Regions from separate parts of the Homo sapiens genome. Here region 2 is linked to region 1. A link is an interaction called in ENCODE POLR2A ChIA-PET data of the cell type or tissue named here. Cell type or tissue: GM12878. All regions are shown on one strand.

Region 1 (5,000 bases):
GGCTCATTCATATGCAGAGGCAACACAGAGGCAAATCAGAAAATATAGAAACCACAAGCCTTGTTAAAAAAAAAAAAAAAAGAGGTGGGGCTGACAATGAGCATTAAATCCAGTTAGACATGAAATTATTTAAATAATTACTATAATTATCATTGCACAAAAGTAAAAACAAATACCAGAACTAATTATTAATAGAAAACAACTCTACTGGCATCCAATAATTCATGTTTTAACCCTTAAAATAAACTAGACAAGTCACAAATATACATCCAAAGATATTCACAGTTTTATTGTTTATAAAACTAAAATACCCAAATCATCCTAAATATCTATCAATAAAGATACAGTTAAATAAATTATAATATAGCCATGCATTGGAATGTTAAAAGAACATTCCATGTTAATGTCAACAGTATTTTAGCAGAATACAGATATTCTGTCTTCTGCTTAGTCATTTTCTACCTTATCAAAAATGTTTAATAATGCACAACAAATTTACATAAACAAAATTTTTAAGAGGATCCAGAAAACTCTCATAGAATCTTTTCAAGACTTTATTTAACACATTATATAAAGTTGGAAAAACCTACTTTTTCCAAGCTATCAGCATTTAGATTGTTTTAAATGTCTTCTATTTTTAAAAATTAAGGTTAGCAACCCAAAACTTTTAAAATAAACACTTTGTAAATAATGAAAATGAGAACCTATCATATCAAAATTACCACAAGGTAAATTTATTACTGTAATTTATTTAATAAAAGAATGAAAACTAAACTCCAAATTAAAGAAGTTAGAACATAGAAATAAGAAAAAGTAAATTAATAATCAATTCAAAATTATTCAAAAAATAGTAACAGACTAATTTCTTATGGATATAATAAAAGGTATAGAAGTGTACAAAATAAGTAATGCAAAGGAGATATAATTGCAGAGAATATTTTTAACTGCAGTATACTATGCAAAACTCTTTACTAGTTGCTTGTAAAATCTTGAAAAAGTAAATTATTTTCTAGAAAAATAGAAGTTTCATGATCAATCCAAGTTAATGTGGAAATCTCAGGCTGAAAAGAAAAAAATTGTTGTGGAACGGTTGATACTGTCAATGAGTTTCATTTCTGGGGAAGGAGGATATTTTTGTTAAGAAAAAGCTACCCCTGCCCGCCCCCCCCCCCAAAAAAAAAAGGAAAAGAAAAAGCTATCCCCATGGTATATATGAAACTTCAAAGCATCATATGTCTTTGATGAAATTTCAGTAGGTGAAATTTCTGCACCTACTTCATCGTATGAAGCTATGATAACTTTCATAGTAGAGCTGTCAGTTTGTGAGCATTTATTGCGAGTTATCAATAAACATGTGTGCCTTCAAAATTTTTGTGTTATATTTATATACATTTGGAACATCTGGTCTCTTATAATCCAAAATTGACTTTCATTAATAACTACATTAATTTGTTTTATTTTATATTACTTTTATGATTGTAGTGTTATGTTTATTTTTTAAAAAATTTAGCCTGGGCATGGTGGCTCACGCCTTTAATCCTAGCACTCTGGGAGGCCGAGGCGGGCAGATTGCCTCAGCTCAGGAGCTCGAGACCAGTCTGGGCAACACAGTGAAACCCCATCTCTACTAAAATACAAAAAATTAGCCAGGTGTGCTCCTGCAGTCCCAGCTGCTCGGGAGGCTGAGGCAGGAGAATTGCTTGAACCCAGGAGGCACAGGTTGCAGTGAGCTGAGATCGTGCCACTGCACTCCAGCCTTCGCGACAGAGCGAGACTCCGTCTCAAATAAATAAATAAATAAATAAATAAATAAATAAATAAATAAATAAAATTTAATCTCTGGAACCTGCAGATGAAGAATATGCATGATATAGAGAACAGATTGTGTGTCTGTTGATTATTTCATGTATGCCTACTGTCTTAAAAAGGCAACAAATAACAACCTCACTGTGTATAAATGTTCTTGGGTCCATTTTCTTTTCCTCATTGTCACTTTGCAGATGCTGTTCCATTGCTTTATTTTTAAGTTTCATTTTTTAATTTTAACTATTGCTTTAGATTCAGGGAGTACAAGTGCAGATTTGTTACATGGGTATATTGCATGATGCTGAGGTTTGAGGTATGGATGATTCCATCACCCAGATAGTGAGCATAGTACAGGATAGAAAGATTTTTAGGCCACTCCACACTCTGTCCCTCCCCCTTCTAGTAGGCCCCAGTGTCTGTTGTTCCCATCTTTATGTCCATGTGTACTCAATGTTTAGCTCCCACTTATAAGTGAGAACACGCAGTATTTGGTTTTCTGTCCTTGTGTTAATTTGCTTAGGATAATGGTCTCCCAGTGCATCCATGTTGCTGCAAAGGACATGACTTCATTCCTTTTTATAGCTGCATAGTATTCCATGGTGTATATGTACCACATTTTCTTTAAATAGTCCATCAATGAGTCACTCCTTAATGAATATGGGGGTTTCTGGGGGAGTGATTAAAATATTCTGGAATTAAATAACAAATGATGATTGTATAACATTGTGAACATAAAATAACTATATCAAAAGCAAGGAATTCATTGAGATTTATGATAATCTTATTTTTTAAACTACATAAATAATGGAAGTGTTCCAAAAACATGATTTTGGTGATGATTTCACAGCTATATAAAGTCACTGAAACTCATTGAATGCTACAATGAAAATGGATGAGTTTTGTGGTATACAAATTGTATCTCAATATATAGTCTTTCTAAGAGAATCAAGCAAAAAACAAACTGCTTCTTTTTGAGCAAAAGTTTTCAAGTGTCTATGTAACTTCCTCTGAGTTTCACTTCAAGTACTGTTTTGCATAGCAGCCTTTTCTGTCTTTCCAGTAGTCTCCACCAAACTAAGATATGATGAGCAGTCCCAGTAAACCAGGAGGCTGATAGGACTCCTGGCTATGATTTCACAGCACCTACTTAGCAGACAATACTCTACTCAAAAGTCACTATGAGAAGCATATTACTTCTTTTTATGGAAAGTTACTCATCAAGAATCTCTCCTGCCAGCTGAGCTTTCTCAATCCCTCAGGTATTATCATGCTAATTATGGGTAGAGTTGTACTCAATAAAAGTTATTCTAAAGAAAGAACAGTTAAATGGCCATCAACTTCAGATAAGTTTTCTATCTCAAGAATGAAGACAATTAAAGAACGGCTATATATTAAATAATAATATTGACCCAGACAAGATATAGTAAGAACCTTCACATTCTTTGACTTTATAATTCTGCTTTTCAGAATTTATCAGACATTTGGTCGGATGAATTTGTACGAAGTTGTCTATGTTGGCTTTATATATATATTAATAACAAAAGAACAAAGACTATCAGCAACTGAAAGAAAATAATGATTACATAAATTATTATATATTCCTACTATTAAATATAATATAGACATTAAATTTAATGATTGCTTTAGGGTTTTAAAATTTTTTTTCTTGAGACAGTTTCTTTCTCCATCACCCAGTCTACAGTATAGTGGTGCCATTACGGCTCAATGCAGCTTCCACCTCCCAAGTTCAAACAATCCTCCATCTCACCCTCCCGAGTAGCTGGAACTACAGGCATGCACCACCATGCCTGGCTAATTTTTTAATTTTTTTTACAGATGAGGTCTTACTATGTTGCCCACACTGGTCTCAAACTTGTGGCCTCAAACAATCTTCCCACCTCAGCCTCTCAAAGTGCTGGGATTACAGGCGTGAGCCACTGTGCCCAGCCTGGGAAGTTATTGCTTCATAGAAGAATTCTTGCTAACAAGTGCAAAAAGAATAATAGAATCAGAGGTTCACTATTTTGCAAGTACAAAAAAAGTTTATAATGGATGATGAAACCATTAAGGGAATTTTACAATAGGTGGATCAGTCTGATACTATGAAAACCAATTGATCAAGCTCAGCATCATGAAAGGTGGGACAATCAGGCATGTGCTTCTTGATGTGACACAATAGAATGCACAGTATCGCCTATGAAATATGGCTGTCAAAAAATAAATAACACATAAAAGTGAACCAGAATTATATCAAGTTTCTAAATTCAACTACCAATCTCTCAGAAAATATTGGAAATCAGGAAACAGGTTAAATGACACCATGAGGAAGCAATTAGTCAAATGCAGATATAAAATATCTATAAAACAACTGGGTTATTTCACAAAGGAATGGCATTTTTAAAAAGGAGAAGAAACTGGACTAAAAGAAACTTAAAAAATATATCAATTCAATGTATTTTAATATGTGAACTTTATTTGGATCCTTATTAACAGACTTCACTTTTTTTAAAAAAGTAATCTTTGAGATAATTAGAAAAATTTAAATATGCATTGATACTAGATGATATTAAAGAATTGCTTTTTTTTTTTTTTGAGACAGAGTCTCACTTTTGTCACCCAGGATGGCATGCAATGACTCCATCGGCTCACTGTAACCTCTGCCTCCCGGGTTCAAGCAATTCTCCTGACTCAGCCTCCCAAGTAGCTGGGATTACGGCTAATTTTTGTATTTTTAGTACAGACAGGTTTCACCATGTTGGACAGGCTGGTCTCGAACTCCTTACTTCAGGTGATCCACCCCAACCTCGGCCTCCCAAAGTGCTGGGATTACAGGAGTGAGTCACCACACCCAGCCAAGAATTGCTATTTTAATTATTATGAGACTGATAATAGCATGCACTGATGTTAAAACCAAAAGAAAAACTTTATCTGATAAGATATATACTGAAGTATTTATGAGTGAAATTAAACGACTTGTGGGATTTGTTTTAAAATACTATAGCCAAAAAAGTGGAGGTGAGCGGTGAGTAGATAATAAAGTGAGAAATAAATGAAGCATGATTGGCAAAATGCTAACTGTGGGAGATAGACAACAAGTACATAGAGATCATTATACTCTCCTATCTACTTTTATGCACATTTGAGGTTTTCTATAATAAAATTTTTTTTTTTTTTTTTTGTGACGGAGTCTCGCT
Region 2 (5,000 bases), 1.6 Mb before region 1:
AGTTGTTAAGAAGTTAATGATTTAGAACTGCTTCCTGCTTTGGCTTGCTTACTCTTTCATGGAAAAGTAAGTGAAGGGAGGCACTTCTTAATGTGACGGGCAAGGCTATGTGTCTCTAGGTTGGACTTCCCTTTTTTTTTTTTAATTCTTTCTAAATTTTATTTGAGATTCAAGTGATACATGTTTATGTTTGTTACATGAGTAAATTGCATGTCGCAGAGATTTGGTGTACAGATTATTTTTTCACCCAGGTAATGAGCATAGTACCCCATCAGTAGTTTTTCGATCCTCACTCCCCCCATCCTCCACCCTCAAGTAGTCCTAGTGTCTGTTGTTCTCTTCTTTGTATCCATGTGTACTCAAGGTTTAACTCCCACTTATAAGTGAGAACAGGCAGTATTTGTTTTTCTTTTCCTGTGCTAGTTTGTTTAGAACTATGGCCTTCAGCTCCATCCATGTTGCTGCAAAGGACATGATCTCGTTCCTTTTTATATGTTGGATTTTTGAAGTGATGTGGCTGTGGTGTTGGAAGTAACATTCAAATACAGATATCTCAGCAAATGTGAGATAAATGAGTAGCACTATTACTGATATCTGGGAGGACAAGGACGGAGAAATAATAAAAGCAATGACAAGGACGTTGAGAACAGGGTTCATGTGTTTCGAAGCAATTTCCACAAAGTTTAGTATAGAAAAAGGCACCAAAAAGATATTCCATGCTCATTATTACTTATTCAGAAACATGAAATAGACCATGTGTGGTGGCTCACACCTGTAATCCCAGCACTTTGAGAGGCCGAGGCAGGCAGATCAGCTGAGGTCAGGAGTTCAAGACCAGTCTGGCCCACATGGTGAATCCTCGTCTCTACTAAAAATACAAAAATTAGCTGGGTGTGGTGGCAGGCGCCTGTAATCCTAGCTATTGTAACCCCAATTACTTGGGAGACTGAGGAATGAGAATCACTTGAACCCAGGAGACGGAGGTTGCAGTGAGCTGAGATCACAACACTGCACTCCAGCCTGGGTAACAGAGCAAAACTCTGTCAAAAAAAATAAAATAAAATGAAACAAAATAAAATAAAATAATTGCCCTGTAATAAACACAAGAACAAAATAAGATTTCTAATATAAAGTTGCTTACAGTCAAGCAGGGGTGACACAGGTGAGCCAATATAAATAACTCTAACATGTTCTCCTCACACAACTTTTATGTCATTTTTTCCAAATGACATGAAATATTTTGAAAATATGAAAAATATAAAGTAGATTTTCTCAATTTGACATTATTGCCATTTTGAGCCAGGTAGTTTTTGTGGCTGTCCTCCTGTGTATTGTAGGATGATGAACAGTGTCTTTGGTCTCTATGCAACTAGAAGCCAGTAGAACCAACCCAAAGTATATCCAGACATTAGCAAATGTTCCTTGGGCAAAATGGCCCTGATTGAGAAACCAAGTTTGTTGTGGTTGTTGTTGTTGCTATTCTTTGGATTTTTGCTGTATCCACTTTTATATTTCATTATATATGCAATAAAAGTGGCAGGTTGATAAACTTCTCCTGAAAGCCATTCTCTCCTTTTTCTGTAGCCATATAAGCTGACCTGAGCACATAGCCATGCCATTAGGGGCTACATATATCAACTTCCTTTACAGGTAGATGTACTCATATGATCATGTTTAATAACTAAGTGAAGAGATGAATAGCACTTCTAAGCTTTAGCATTAAAATAAAAAGCATGCTCTCTTCTGCCTCTACTTTCTTTACTATTTCCGGCTGGAACAATGACAGGGATGACCCAGCTTCAACAATGCAAGAATGGTAACTCTCTAGAACACAGAAAAACAAGGAGATGGAATTACTTTGTCAGTGACAGATTGCCTGAATTACTTTTTGAAACAGAAGAGCCTCATCAGCATCAACCATCCACCTTGAGATGTTTTGGGATCTCTTTGTTACAGAAAGTTAGCCTTTATCCTAACAGCTGTAGAATATATGTATAATTTTATGCACATATATAATTTATACATATTTTATGTTAGGATTATCCAGAGAAACCGACCCAATTGTGTGTGTGTGTGTATATGTGTGTGTGTGTGTGTGTGTGTGTGTGTGTATATGTGTGTGTGTGTGTGTGTGTGTGTATATATATATGAAGAGAGAGATTTTATTACAAGAGATTGCCTTTCACAGTTATGGAAATTGAGAAGTCCTACAATCTGCCAGCTGCAAGCTGCAGGCCTGGGAAAGCTAGTGGCGAAGTTCCAGTCCAAACCTGAAGGCTAGAGAACCAGGGAAGCCAATCCAAAGGCTCAAAAATCAGAAGCACTGATGTCCAAGGGCAGGGGAAGATGAATTTCCTAGCAAGCAGAGAGAGCAAATTTGCCCTTCCTCCACCTTTTTGTTCTATCTCTCAGTGGACTAAAGGATTCCCATCCACGTTAATGAGGGCATCTTCCCCACTCAGTCAAACAATCCAAATGCTAATCTCTTCTGCAAACACCTTCACAGACACACCCAGAAATGATGTATTATTAGCTGTCTGTGCATCCCTTAGCCCAGTAAGGTTGACACATGAAATTACCCATCACACAGACATACACACATATGATCAATGTGCAAAATTTTTGTTAGGCAAGACATTTTGGAAGAGCAAACTATGTAAGTAGATGCATGTCTATATTAGAATATCTCTTAAAAAGCTCCAGGAACTCTGGAGGCTGAGGCAGGAGAATGGTGTGAACCCGGGAGGCTGAGATTGCAGTGAGCCGAGATCGCACCACTGCACTCCAGCCTGGGCGACAGAGCGAGACTCCGTCTCAAAAAAAAAAAAAAAAAGCTGTAGGAACCTAGGTAATGGAGTGATTTTTTGCCAGTGTGGTTTTCTGGGCCTTAGATGATGAATCAGAGTTTGCCAGAAAGGGTAATGAACCAAGGAAGTACTGCTCTCTGGTTTCACACCCCACAGGCTCTCATCCAGGAAGAGGTAGTAGCTCTACAGACAGCAGCAGTCATCATCTGAGTCGTGCGAACGTTCTCTTTTAGTCAAATCACTTAACTACACTCCCGCCTCACACCAGGATGATCACTAGACTTCTGGAATTGACAGGTGCTCTAGCACAGATAACAGACACCTGAATACTAAGTGCTTTGATGAAAATAACTACATGTTTCCTTGCCATGTGTAGCAAGTCTCTGGAAAAAAAAAAAACCTGAACAGAATTTGATGGTATTTCTAATGATTTATCTTTCTATATGTTCTTCTATTTTTCAATGAGTGTGATTGTATATCAAATGGATTGCCTTCTCATCTGAATTAAATCCTGCCCCCTAAAACATAATATTGTCACCCAGAAAAACAGACTAACATTTGAAAGAGTACATAATAATTTAAGTAAATTTTAAGTCAAACTTAAACTGTCTCATAAAAATCAGTATACATCATACCAATTTACTTTCATTACTGAACAAATTAGCTGTGTGAAAAAGCAATTGACTTGGCCTGGCATTATTTTTTTTTAGAAATGTGTAATCTCTAAAATAGGAAAAATGGTATTACATCTATCAGGTGGGTCACAATTACATCTCACTATAATGAATTTAAAAATTCTGCAAGCATTTATAAGTCAGTGAAATTTCTCATGACCTCACCATACCTATTTATGAGATTTTGAAAATATATAATTGATGTTCTTCCAGTAAGCCATATTATAAACTTCTGTCATACTTTAACTTATATAATATTTTAAAGAATCTTGGTATCAACTCTTTTATTTATTTCCTTTTTACCATATATCTCTAAAATTCTTCTTATAAAAGCTTATAAGAAGTTTGATCTCCTCTTTAAAATAAAGTTTTTTCTGCCTTTTTTTCCAGTTTGATAGTCGCAAAAAAACACTGTCTCTTAATTTTATCTTTTCTTCTTGCAGCAACTAAATAATGTTAATTTTTTTCCTTTAAAGGGACTCAGTGCTTCTGTGGTATCTACATTTAACTCTTTCATGGATGTTGTAATGAGATGTAAGTTCATAATGTTCTAGAGTTTAAGTATAAAAAGGTGCCACTAAATTTGTCTTAATAGTTAAATTTTGAAATCTGCTAAAATATTCAATAAGCCCTGTAATAAAATTCTGAGGCTAACTGCCCAGATTTAACACAGACTTCACAGGTTAGAGGCACAGTCTCTGATGAAACTGCCCTTACATCAGACACCAGCCACAAGTTTGAGGGTGCCCAGGCCACCTGCTATTTTGATGACTTGCTGCCAGTTTGTGGGTTCTCACTATCCCATCAGATTCAATAAGTTGCTGGAATGACTCCCAAAATTCAGAAAAACACTGAATGTATGAATACACTTTTATTATAGTAAAAGATACAAATCTGAACCTACCAAAGACAGACAGACACATGGGGTGAGGTCTGGGAGGGTCCCAAAAATGAAGCTTCTGTGTCCTCAGGATGCATCACTCTCCTGGCCCATCAGTGCATTATTACAAAAAATGGTAGCTCACTTGAGCCCCAGTGTCCAAAGTTTCTATTGGGGTTCCATTATATCAGCATGATTGACTGAATCATTGACCACATGATTGAACTCAAATCACCAGCCTCCAGCCTCTCCCCAGAAGTTAGAGGTCAGACTGATGTCATGTGGCTCAATGTTCCAACTCTCAAATCATTGGTGTTTCCGGCATGGCCAGCCTCCATGTTGAAACTATTTAGGGGCCTTCCTTGAGTTACCTAATTACAATAAACTCAAGTGTGGTCTCAGGGGCCCACAATGAATAATAAAAATACTCCTATCATTCAGGAAACTCCAGGGATTTAAAAGTTATCTCCCAGGAATCCTGGACAAAGACAAATTCTTTATTATACAACAACTCTATTTTTTTTTTTTTTTTTTTTTTTTTTTGAGATGGTCTTTCACTCTTGTCAACCAGGCTGGAGTGCAGTGGTGCAATCTTGGCTCATTGCAACCTCCGCCTCCAGGGTACAAGCAATTCTCCTG

What was found. ChIA-PET counts read pairs that join two places held together with the same protein. Peaks named below come from ENCODE experiments on the same cell type or tissue, not always from the same donor. Only the 100,000 strongest peaks of a DNase experiment are listed, where the experiment ranks them.
Region 2: POLR2A ChIA-PET joins it to region 1 with 7 read pairs; 1 of 35 experiments calls an interaction of 5 or more read pairs at or near these places.

The regions. Positions count from the first base shown.
Region 1 is chr12:89,820,032-89,825,031 of GRCh38, reverse strand. No RefSeq gene overlaps it. Among named protein-coding and RNA genes, the nearest start is that of ATP2B1-AS1, 110 kb to the right of the region's middle. In GM12878, no CTCF peak of the experiment used is centred here; a DNase peak (open chromatin) is centred at 2,852.
Region 2 is chr12:91,436,450-91,441,449 of GRCh38, reverse strand. The region is part of intron 2 of LOC105369896 (a long non-coding RNA gene); the gene reads left to right. Among named protein-coding and RNA genes, the nearest start is that of LINC02823, 110 kb to the right of the region's middle. In GM12878, no CTCF peak of the experiment used is centred here; a DNase peak (open chromatin) is centred at 3,019.